Linked DNA regions of Homo sapiens: region 1 is linked to region 2. The links are chromatin loops, found by intact Hi-C in ENCODE. Cell type or tissue: gastrocnemius medialis. All regions are shown on one strand. Each heading gives the region's core, and the rest is flanking DNA. Links, peaks and the distances in the headings are about the cores only. Region 1 overlaps KPNA3 (karyopherin subunit alpha 3). Region 2 has its middle 24 kb from the start of ARL11.

Evidence for each region. A loop is a pair of places that touch in the nucleus more often than their neighbours do. Peaks named below come from ENCODE experiments on the same cell type or tissue, not always from the same donor. Only the 100,000 strongest peaks of a DNase experiment are listed, where the experiment ranks them.
Region 1: a loop joins it to region 2, with 7 times the contacts of the local background. A loop is called at or near these places in 1 of 110 quality-filtered maps.

The regions. Positions count from the first base shown.
Region 1 is chr13:49,731,475-49,736,857 of GRCh38, forward strand. It overlaps KPNA3 (karyopherin subunit alpha 3), which reads right to left. Exons shown (of 17, transcript NM_002267.4): 3 at 1,483-1,572; 4 at 1,273-1,302; 5 at 1,131-1,183; 6 at 897-992. Among named protein-coding and RNA genes, the nearest start is that of EBPL, 43 kb to the left of the region's middle. In gastrocnemius medialis, for the core only: no CTCF peak of the experiment used is centred there; a DNase peak (open chromatin) is centred at 2,207; H3K27ac peaks cover 3,676 bases.
Region 2 is chr13:49,650,130-49,655,512 of GRCh38, forward strand. No RefSeq gene overlaps it. Among named protein-coding and RNA genes, the nearest start is that of ARL11, 24 kb to the left of the region's middle. In gastrocnemius medialis, for the core only: a CTCF peak has its summit at 2,758 (motif pointing right); DNase peaks (open chromatin) are centred at 2,062, 2,392 and 2,722; H3K27ac peaks cover 5,000 bases.

The DNA.
Region 1 (5,383 bases), core at 329-5,328, 82 kb after region 2:
AAGTGTTACAGGCCTGGGGGTGGAAAGTGGGAGAGGTTGTGGCACACAACGAAAGCAAATGGTATTTTTAAATACTAAAAACCCTTAGTGGCAACATTTATATACCACTATTCTTATCTAGCCAACTGAAAATTCCTTGGACAACATTTAGCAAAATATCCCAAGTTTCAGTCTAGATGCTCTTAAATGCAAAAAAAAAGCATTTGTTTTAATATGTTTTGGAGTTCAAACTTATATTCTCCCCAGTTAATCCAAATTAACAAAGTTTAAGGCACAGCACTGAGATATCACTAAACAAAAATGGAAATAGGGCCAGTTCCTCAAAAGATATCCAGTGGAGTTTTACTCCTTCTCTCCTGGGTAAATATAACCTGTCCCCTTATTCTTAATTTGCAGCAAACAAAAAGTCTGACATTGGACAACTTATCATGGATGAAGTTCTGTTAAAGACAACACAGAGGATCAGTAATCAGCTGGAAGATTCCCAGGGTAAGAAAGAGCCACTTAGTTCTGGAAACCATCCATGTTGACTTAGTCATGAGGTTAATCTATATATAGGCTCATAAGCAAAGAGTGACTCAAACATTATTTGGGTTGTTTTAAAATATTAGTAATAAAAAATCCTAATAAAGACTATAAATATTTGAGATAAGTTAAAACAGGCAATAAACAGGAGATAAAAATTTCCTAGAAAACATACACATCCTTCAGAAATGAAAACGAGAAGCACTCTGGGTCTGCTAAATATGATCACAGAATAAGAAAATTAAATTAAAATATATGACGATTGAAAAACATCATAAGTACAAAACCAAACTGAACTCACTGGTTAAGTAATAATCCAAACTTTTAAGTTAACTGAAAAAAACTGAATAGGGAGTAAAATCCATACTTACTTATCATCCCTTTCTAGACATTTGACTAGAATTGGTAAAATCCCAGATTTTATTAAGTCATCAATCGGTGGATTTCTGTCACTGGATAACAGTTTTCTAGGAAAATAAATATGAGAAATTAATTGCTATAATTTTCAAACTGTGAAAAGAAATAACAACATATTAACTTCTAGACTACCAGGTAACACAACTGAGGAATGACATAATTCTCTCTCTAGACAAATTAGTATTTACCTTGCTGCCTGGACAGCACTCAATTGGACCACTGGGTTATCACTTGTGGCATTCTGCAATACCAAATGTAAATTTCAGAAATGAAAAAAAAAAAATCAATTTCAAAATACTTCAAAACGAGAGTATTAATTTAGTAACATACCTGCAATATAGCTTCTAGGGTTACATTTTGCTTAAAAAGAAAAAAAAAATAGTTCAGCAGAGTTTATTAACAAAATTACATTCATTAAACAGTGTACCTGAGTTAATATACTTTCATTATCATTATAAAGTTGGTCTTATATTAAAAATGAAGTTCTCACAGTTACTATAAAAATTATTTTAAAATCACTATTAAAACATGGTAACTTACTGCTTTAAAATCAGCATCAACATCTGAATCTTCTAGACTTTCTTCTTGGGGAACATTTCTCTTTTTCAATAAGTGTTCATCTCTTTTGTTCTGAAAGGCAACCAATAAATGCTTAAGAAGTCATAAGGACTACTGTTAATGAAAAATCCATTAAAACTACTTCAACTTTATTAGGCAATTATGAAACAAATACTGAACACATAAGGATAATATGAATTAAATGTGCATACTGCAAACCAATGACAAGGGTCACATTCTGGCTTCGGTAACAAAATTTCCTGGCTGGCTTTTACACACACACACTTCATTAAGCACCCACTGTGGTGTTTTTTTTTTTTTTTTTTTTTGGAGACAAGAGTCTTGCTCTGTCACCCAGTCTGGAGTGCAGTGGCACAATCTCAGCTCACTTCCAACCTCTGCTTCCTGGGTTCAGGTGATTCTCGTGCCTCAAACTCCTGAGTAGCTGGGATTACAGTCGTGCGCCACCACACCTGGCTAATTTTTATATTTTTAGTAGAGATGTGTTTTTGCCGTGTTGGCCAGGCTGATCTCAAACTCCTGGCCTCAAGTGATCCGCTTGCCGCGGCCTCCCAAAGTGCTGGGATTACAAGCGTGAGCCACTGCGCCTTGCCTATTTGCGTAAGTTTGCTCATACTTAAATTGTAGATTGTTTGCAAAAATGGCAGTAATTCCCCTTCCCATATCCAGTCCCGCACTGACTGTAGGCATGGCTGTGTGACTTGCTTTGGCAATGGGACATTAAGCAAACAGACTTGAAAAGTGCTTACACATCAGGGACAGGTTCTCTTTTGCAACTTTTTTCCTGAAATCACCTTGTGAACACTGAGCCATGGAGAATAAGACTGTGTGGACAACAAACAAGTCCCAGCCAAGTTACCTGAGACCATGTTAGATCATCTAGTCACCAACCAACCCTGTCAGCTGACCAGAGACAGTAAGGGAAGCCTGCAGAAAACAGTTGAACTGGCCTGTGCCAGAAAACCCACTCTGCCAACCCACAAAATTGTTAGCTCAATAAAATGGCTATTGTTTTAAGCTACATAGTTTGGAGTGGTGTATTATGAAGCAAAAAACTAGATGATGCACTCATGTTTTTAAATTTATGCTGTATTTAAATTAATAAGACTTCTAAAATTCCTGGTATTTTGTTGTTGTTCCTTCTCTCTACTTGCTATAAATTTGTCTCCTGAATTACCACTTTAACTGTATTCTACAGGTTCTGACATATAATAGTTTTCCTACTGTTCATTTTTAGGTATTCCTAGAATCCATTAAGATTTCTTTTATACTCAATATATTCAATATATTCAGACATACTTTAAAACGTTCACAACTATGAGGTTTTTGTAACTGTCTTATTCAGTGATTTCTAATTTAATTACATTGAAGTCAGAGAACATGTATGTACAATACACTGAAATTAGCTGACATCTGCTTTATACCAGAAGTTCCCAAACTTTCTCAGTCCACAGTGTACGCCAAAGTAGTCATTTGGGAAAAAGAAAAGAAAAACAAATAAACTAAAAGAAAAAATTATTTCACTCTTAGATAAAATAATTGTAGAAAGGAATGTAGTGTTATTTAAGTGTTTAAACTGTGGACTACCTCGAGATCTAATAGTTCTGTGGTGTCTGAAAGATGTCACTGTATTTCTCTCAAAACTGAAATATCCCAAAGACCCTTTCAGGTCACTGTGGAGCCCCATGTTACCTCAGCGCAGAGTTTGGAAACTACATCTTATTCTATCATAAAACCAGTTTCCAAACACATATGTGGTTTTACATGTGTCTATTAGTTAAAATTTGTGAATTAAATTATTCAAATTTTCTATCTCTTCTTGTGTTTATTCATTACTAAGAAAATCTCCCACAATGATTATATCTTTGATGAATTTCCCCTTCTAATTTTGCAAATTTTGACTTTATATATATATATATACACACACATATATATATATATATAGAGAGAGAGATAGATAGAGAGAGAGAGAGAGAGAGACATTCTATTAGGCATATACTAGTTTAGAGCTATTATAGCTTCTTTGTAAATTATTTCTTTTATCAAACATTGGGTAACAACCCCTGCATTTAAATTGAAAACATCCTAACATAGACCAAAATATCTATGGCACAAGAACCATATTTACTTATTTTTTATTTTTTAGATGGAGTTTTTGCTCTTGTTGCCCAGGCTGCAGTGCAATGGTGCGATCTCAGCTCACTGCAACCTCCACCTCCCGGGTTCAAGTGATTCTCCTGCCTCAGCCTCCTGAATAGCTGGGATTACAGGCATGCGCCTCCATACCCGGCTAATTTTGTATTTTTAGTAGAGACGGGGTTTCTCCATGTTGGTCAGGCTGGTCTCGAACTCCTGACCTCAGGTGATCCGCCCACCTCAGCCTCCAAAAGTGGTAGGGTTACAGTCGTGAGCCACCGCGCCCGCCCCATACTTTACTCTTAACAAAAATATGTACAAGCCAAGGAAAAATAATCACTGGGCAGGTTTCTAATGGTCAGATTAATCATTAAAACCAGTAACTTAAACTGTCCCTTCAGTTGATACCTAGAGATTTTTACCCTCCTGAAAACTGCACTACAATAAATTCAGCATCCGTAAAGGGTATACTTTTCTTTTGTCAGGTGAGAAAGCAGCTCAGGGGTTATGGGAACTTACCTAATTTCAACACCCAACCAATCCTTAAACACACATATGGATTAAATGGATTTCTTAAATTCCTTTAAAAATCCATTATTAATCTATTATCCACGTATGCATGTATCTACCTAGCCCTTTTGGATCTTCTGTTTTTTACTAGGTTGAACCACATGAACTGCTTTGTAGGTCAAAGCAGTTAACTATGGGCGATTTCTTATAACCCAACTTAATATATTGTTTGAGTTAGTAAGTTCTGTATGTTATTAAACTCTATATAAAGTACTTCCTTTTCATTCCCAAATTCCTCTTTCCACCTTGAAAAACTGGCTTGCAATTCTATACCTAAACTTGTGGAGCAAGTTTGATGCCAATTCTTTTAAATCTTATGAAAAGGATAATTACATTATTTATCAGCCCCCTTTCAAGCTTGAAATAAGTAATTAAATCTGTTTTTATCCAATAATACCCTCACTTTAAATCTTCATCTAGTTTAGGTTTTAGTTCCTTGGGTTTTGTTTTGTTTTTTAAGAAATAGTCCAACCCTGGTTGCATCTAAATGCTTTTAATGAGGTAGGAAAATATACTCAATGAAAATTCCCCTCAATATTAACATTTATGAAATGATATTACTGCTGGGTGACTACATGGATATTCACCCACAAGTTTTATAAGTTATATTTATGTTTTGGGCACTCTGTTCAGTGTGTTATGCTTTGATTAAAACAAATTTTTTAAAATAACACTACTGGTTCATGAATCATGTTAAGAACTGACAATCTAATGCATGTTTCTTTTTTCCCTGCAGGATCATTTAATTCATCTTATCAAATAGCTGCTTTTTTCGATACTAACTTAGACTTTTTTTGGTAACTGAAATTTTTATTGAGATAATTGTATATTCACATGCAGTTATAAGAATATGGAGAGATCCCTTGTATGCTTTGCCCAGGTTACCCCAAAGGTAACACTTTGCAAAACTATAGTACAGTATCACAACTGGGATACTGACATTGATACAATCCACTTATTTTATTCAGACTTCTCGTTTTACATGTATTTGCATGTGTGTGTGTGTATTACATCCCATACAATTTTATCACCTGTATAGATTCATGTTATCTACCACCACAGTCAAGATGGTAAACACTTCCAAAAACACAAGATGCATTCCTCCTTTTATAAGCAAAATCAACTCCTTCTCATCTGACACCGTATATAACCCTTG
Region 2 (5,383 bases), core at 89-5,088:
CAATGACCTCAGGTTCTATTTCAGCAGGGTTCAGCATCTAAGGAGATGCCATCTAGGGTGGAGTGCAGCCACAAGTCAAAGCAGCTGATAGCTGTCACGAGGTGGCTGTGGCCTGGTTTGGGCCTTGTTTTCAAGGTAGGTTCTGTGAAACACTACTTCTGAAGGATGTAAAGAACTGACCTGAAAAGAGGGTTCCTTGGTCCAACATGCTTGAGAAATGCTGGATTCAATGACACTAAACAAGTTTCTCCAATGCAGGACATCTCAAAACCCTTCATATGATTATGGGAATATCCAATCTCTAAGGCATGGCATGTGGGGGAGATGGTGACAGAGTGTTTGATCATGACCATGGAACCCTTTCTATGCAGAACTTAACACTGGACTAGAGAACTACTGACAACCCTTTCCAGAGTAGGGGTCGGCGTCAGTCAGGGCCGGCACTAACAGGAAAAGCACCTGGTTCCTTGTATCTTCACATCTTTACCATCACTGCCAACCCCTTTCCACTGGCTAGGGCTAATTAGGGTTTTGGGGCCAACAGGCAAATGAACTGAGGTTTGAGACAGGCTCTGCTCTCATGAAAAACTGAAGTGTTAACAAGACAGAAATGTAGGCAGAGGCCCAGTTATAAGGTACAGAGGCACCCAGCAGGGGTGGGACTCAGTGGCCCCCAGACCTGTAGCATGCTGACAGGCCCACGCAAAGCCAAGATCAAACCTACAGCAGCCCTTCTCCATCAGCCCAGCACCCTGAGTCGCATTCCTTGGTCAGGCTCTGGAAATGGTAGAGGCAGCTGCTGTGGGAAGGTGAACCCCGGGGGTTCTGGCCCAGCTTGTTTGGGGCAAATGCAGGAGCTGACAACTTACAATCACAGCCTGTCCCCACTCACCTGCTACAGAGGACTCAGTCATTTCATTTCCCTGATTTCTCCAGGTCTCTAGTGGGGGTTCCCTGGTGCCGACACCATTCCATCCAGGAGCTGATGAAAACCCCTCTTCTCTGAAGCACAGGCAGAATGTATCCTTAGAAAGGAAGCCAGGGGGCCGGGTATGGTGGCTCACGCCTGTAATCCCAGCACTTTGGGAGGCTGAGATGGGTGGATCACCTGAGATCGGGAGTCCAAGACCAGCCTGGCCAACATGGTGAAACCCCATCTCTACTAAAAATACAAAAATTAGCCAGGCATCATGGCGTGCACCTATAATCCCAGCTACTCGGGAGGCTGAGGCAGGAGAATCACTTGAACCCGGGAGGTGGGGATTGCAGTGAGCCGAGGTTGTGCCACTGTACTCCAGCCTGGGTGACACAGGGAGATTCCATCTCAAAAAAGAGAGAAAGAAAGAAAGAAAGAAAGAAAACACAGGGTTGCTAAGGCCAAGGCATCACACACTTAACACCACCAAGTCATTCCAGAGTGAAAGGAACGCAAATCCAGTCTCAGGCTGTCTGATTGACGAAGCTTCTGGATGCACAGCTTTTACATTTTTATATTTTATTCTCTGTGATGTGCCCAGCTCAGGAGCCGCAGGTTTCGGCCAGTTGTTCTGCTCTAGTCCTGAGCGCCCTGGCATGTTTTACAGTTCTGAGACTGTCCTATATTCAGGGCCTGTACCATGGACAGATGCAAAGCCACTAAATGTGTGAGCTGGAATAGACAAGAACAGTTATATTGAGTGTTTACTACATGCTCGTCCTCACAACGTTACGTGCTAAGCACTAGGAGTCGCAGTTTTTGGGGTGCAGAGGCTGAGGATGAGGGCAGTTACATATCTTGTCAAGTCTCCCCCTGGCAAGGGGCAGTTGTAACTCAGCACTTCCTGGTGGCACAGCCTGGGCTCTGGGCTCCCCCCCCAACGCTTCGCAGGTGGCCTGGCTGCCACTGTTCCCCATGGCACTGGGCAGGCCGCTCACCTTTTGTTGTTGCCAGGCTCTTCGATAATCCCTGTCCATGGGGTTCATGAGATTATAGCGAGGATCAGATAATGCAGTGAGCAGAAAAGTGCTTTGGAGTGGAGTGAATACACACATGGGGTGCCAATCACAGCCAGTCCTTTTCCTAGCTACCCAACAATTTGGCATCCCAAAGGGATCACCCTCTCTAGCGCGTGTTTATGAGCTGACTAGAAAAAGGCACGTAGACGCAAGAAGACAGAAGTGTGATTTTGAAAGTGGGTACCCCTTTACCCAGAGCTGGAAGGCATGAAGGAGGTAAGGGTGGAGACCCACCGTCTAGAGGCTTTGAACTGAAACCTTGGAAGAGTGAACTCTCTCAGACCTCATGGCTGCCCCCACCCCCTCCCAACCCTTCCCCTAAAGGCTTTAGACACTAAAAATACCCCAGCCACCTGCTGCCCTGGGAGGCAATAAATCATTGGCCATCTAGCACCAGAATCCGGGCCAACATGGCAGCGGACACAGACCCAAGGGATCAGTTCCCTTCCTCCCACCCAGGCCACCATCAAGAGCCTGCCTGCTGCTGGGGGTGGGGGGGGGGGGGCAGGGGGGTGGGGGGGGGCGGGGCAGGGGGGCGAGGGAGTGTGTTCAGAGGACACAGGACCTGCTTGGAGGCTTCTGGGGCCAGAAGTGCTAAGTGGGTGTGGGGTAAGCGGAAGGGAGTGAGTCACTGGAGGGGGTCCTGGGGAAAGGGCGGTGGCCCCTGTGCCGCGACAGCCACCTGCTTTATTATATAGAATAAGGTCATCTCATCAAAACCACAGCTGAGCCGCCCAACGACTGTCCTACTACTCCAGGGCCACCAGATGTCAGTGTTAAAGGGATCATGGATATTGGTGATCAGATGTCAGGACAGGGACTGAATGTATGGAGACTGTTCAAACCAGGGGCGCTCAGGGGCAAACCTGTGAAATCGGTTTCCTGCTTCCAGTTCTTAGCAATTAGATCCTACCCCCAGGGACTGAAATCAGTCCCACTCCCAAAAGGTAACCACAAAATGCCAAAGATCTGTTCATCTTCACTCTCAGCACAATACCATGTATCATAAATGAGAGGCAAAGGCAGAATTTCTAATTTACTTATTATTAAAATGCATCATCAACAAACACACCATAGTGGGGAACACGAAGCGATGTGTTGCAGTGTAGTGTTGCTCAAATGTGAAAAAGCAGCGACCCCTGAGAGTCTCCTTTGTTTTGTTACCTCTCTCTCTAGAAAAAGCACTGCATTGTAAGTGACTTGGTCCAACCAGTGAAAAATACAAACAGGACCATTCATAGACAAAAAAGTGAAGAATAAAATTCAGTGGTCACTCAAGTATAATAAATAGACCCAAATGATCAGAAATGTGTTTATGTTGATTGTTTTAGAGCATTAAAAAATCCAAAAATTTGGGAGGCTAAGGTGGGTGGATTGCTTGAGCCTAGGAGTTTGAGACCAGCTTACACAACATAGTGAGACCCCATCTCTACATAAAATTAAAAAATTAGCCAGGTATGGTGGCATATGTCTCAACTACTCAGGAGGCTGTGGTGGGAGGATCCCTTGAGCCTGGGATTGAGGCTGCAGTGAGCTGTGATTGCAACACTGCCCTTCAGCCTGGGCAACATAGTGAGATCCTGTCTCAAAAAAAATGCTATGTGGCCTTGGGGAGGTAATCTGACCCATGTGCCTCAGTTTCTATGTCTATAAACTGGACCTCTCCAAAGCCCCTTTAAGTAATGTAAGATTCTAGGATTCTAAGTGTGACTTTGAGAGGTTCCTGTGGAGTTGGGAAGGTGAATGTACAAAAATTCCAACGGAATGCCACCCAGGGCCACTTCAGCAACATAGACAAAGACTGAGAATTCAGAATGCCTCCCTCCCAACTCCTCAGGGACCCAGGGAAGGCTTCTGGAAGACAAGGGATTACACCCCTATGACCTAATGCTGTAGCATGATCAAAATACTTGATCTCTTTTTAAGAGCTGGGAGGTGGCCAGTCAGATATTTTAAGATGTCAACTTGATCTGTATCATTATCAGCATCTAAGGAAACATTTTGTTTCCAAAAACAAATGATCACTGCTATCTATAAACCTCTGTAAGCACATGAAATTCTCAAGAATGGGGCCTTTTCCGTAATACTCTTCACAGCTGGTTTTGTGTGTACACGTAGAACTGCTGCTTCCTGAACGATAAGTTTAGGCCAAGGAAGAAAGAGGGGAAGAAGGAAGGGGGAGAAAGTCTTTCTTCAGGAGTCTCCCCAAAATGTTAATATATGCACAGAAAAAAGTTTGAAAAATAGAAACAATGGCAAGGAGCAGTGGCTCACACCTGTCATCCCAGCACTTTGGGAGGCCTATTGCTTGAACCCAGGGGTTTGAGACCAGCTTGGGCAACATGATGAAGCCCTGTCTATATAAAAAAATACAAAAATTAGCCGGGCTTGATGGTGCTTGCCTGTCGTCCCAGGTACTTGGGAGGCTGAGGTGGGAGGGTCACTTGAGCCCAGGAGGTTGAGGTGGCAGTGAGCCGATACCATGCCACTGCACTCCAGCCTGGGTGACAGAGTGAGACCCTGTCTCAAAAAAAAAAAAAAAAAGAAAGAAAAGAAAAAAAAGAAACTAACTTTGTAACAGGTAACTGTGGTTCTGTCTGATGATACTGGAGGTAATCATTATTATTTTTTGCTTATCTGAATTTTTCATTTTTCAGCAAAGAACATGTCAATTTGCGTAATAATTTTTTTTAATGCAAATACATGCAGGAAGGGTAATACATCAAATCATTATCCGTTACTAACTCCTTGATGTTAGTGAATGGGTGTGATTTGTTTCCTACACTGGTAAGAAGTGGATTTTGTTAGGTCTGGGGTCTGCAGATCTCAAGGTGGCACTTAAGGCAGTAGAAAGGGAAGAGAGAAGGTGGAGAACCCTCAAAAGGGAAGTGGGTGGAGAAGGTTGGCTCACACCTTAGGCCCGCCAGCTGCTGCCTGTAACCTTGAGGGCATTTATTTATTTTTATTTAAAAAATTATTTATTTTTAGTTTTTGTAGCAATGGGGTCCCACTGTGTTGCCCAGGCTGGTCTTGAACTTCCAGCCTCATGTGATCCTCCTGCCTTGGCCTCCCAAAGTGCTGGGATAACAAGTGTGAACCACTGCTCCTGACCAGAGGGCATTTAATAACAATTAAGGATAATAACAGTTAACCTTTTCTCATGCAAGGCTTTGCCCAATTATTCTCTTTATAAATAACTTCTCTTTAGAGTCAAACTCAAGTGTTCATAACAAACAAGAAAAACAGCACATGGATTTTAATAACTTTAAAATAATGAAAAACAAATGATTCTTCTCCAAACTTTTTCATTTTGATTTCCATCAAAACTTTGAGAAGGTTTTCTTTTACAATTTCCGTATTGGAATCTATAGACTTTTCTTGAAGCTCC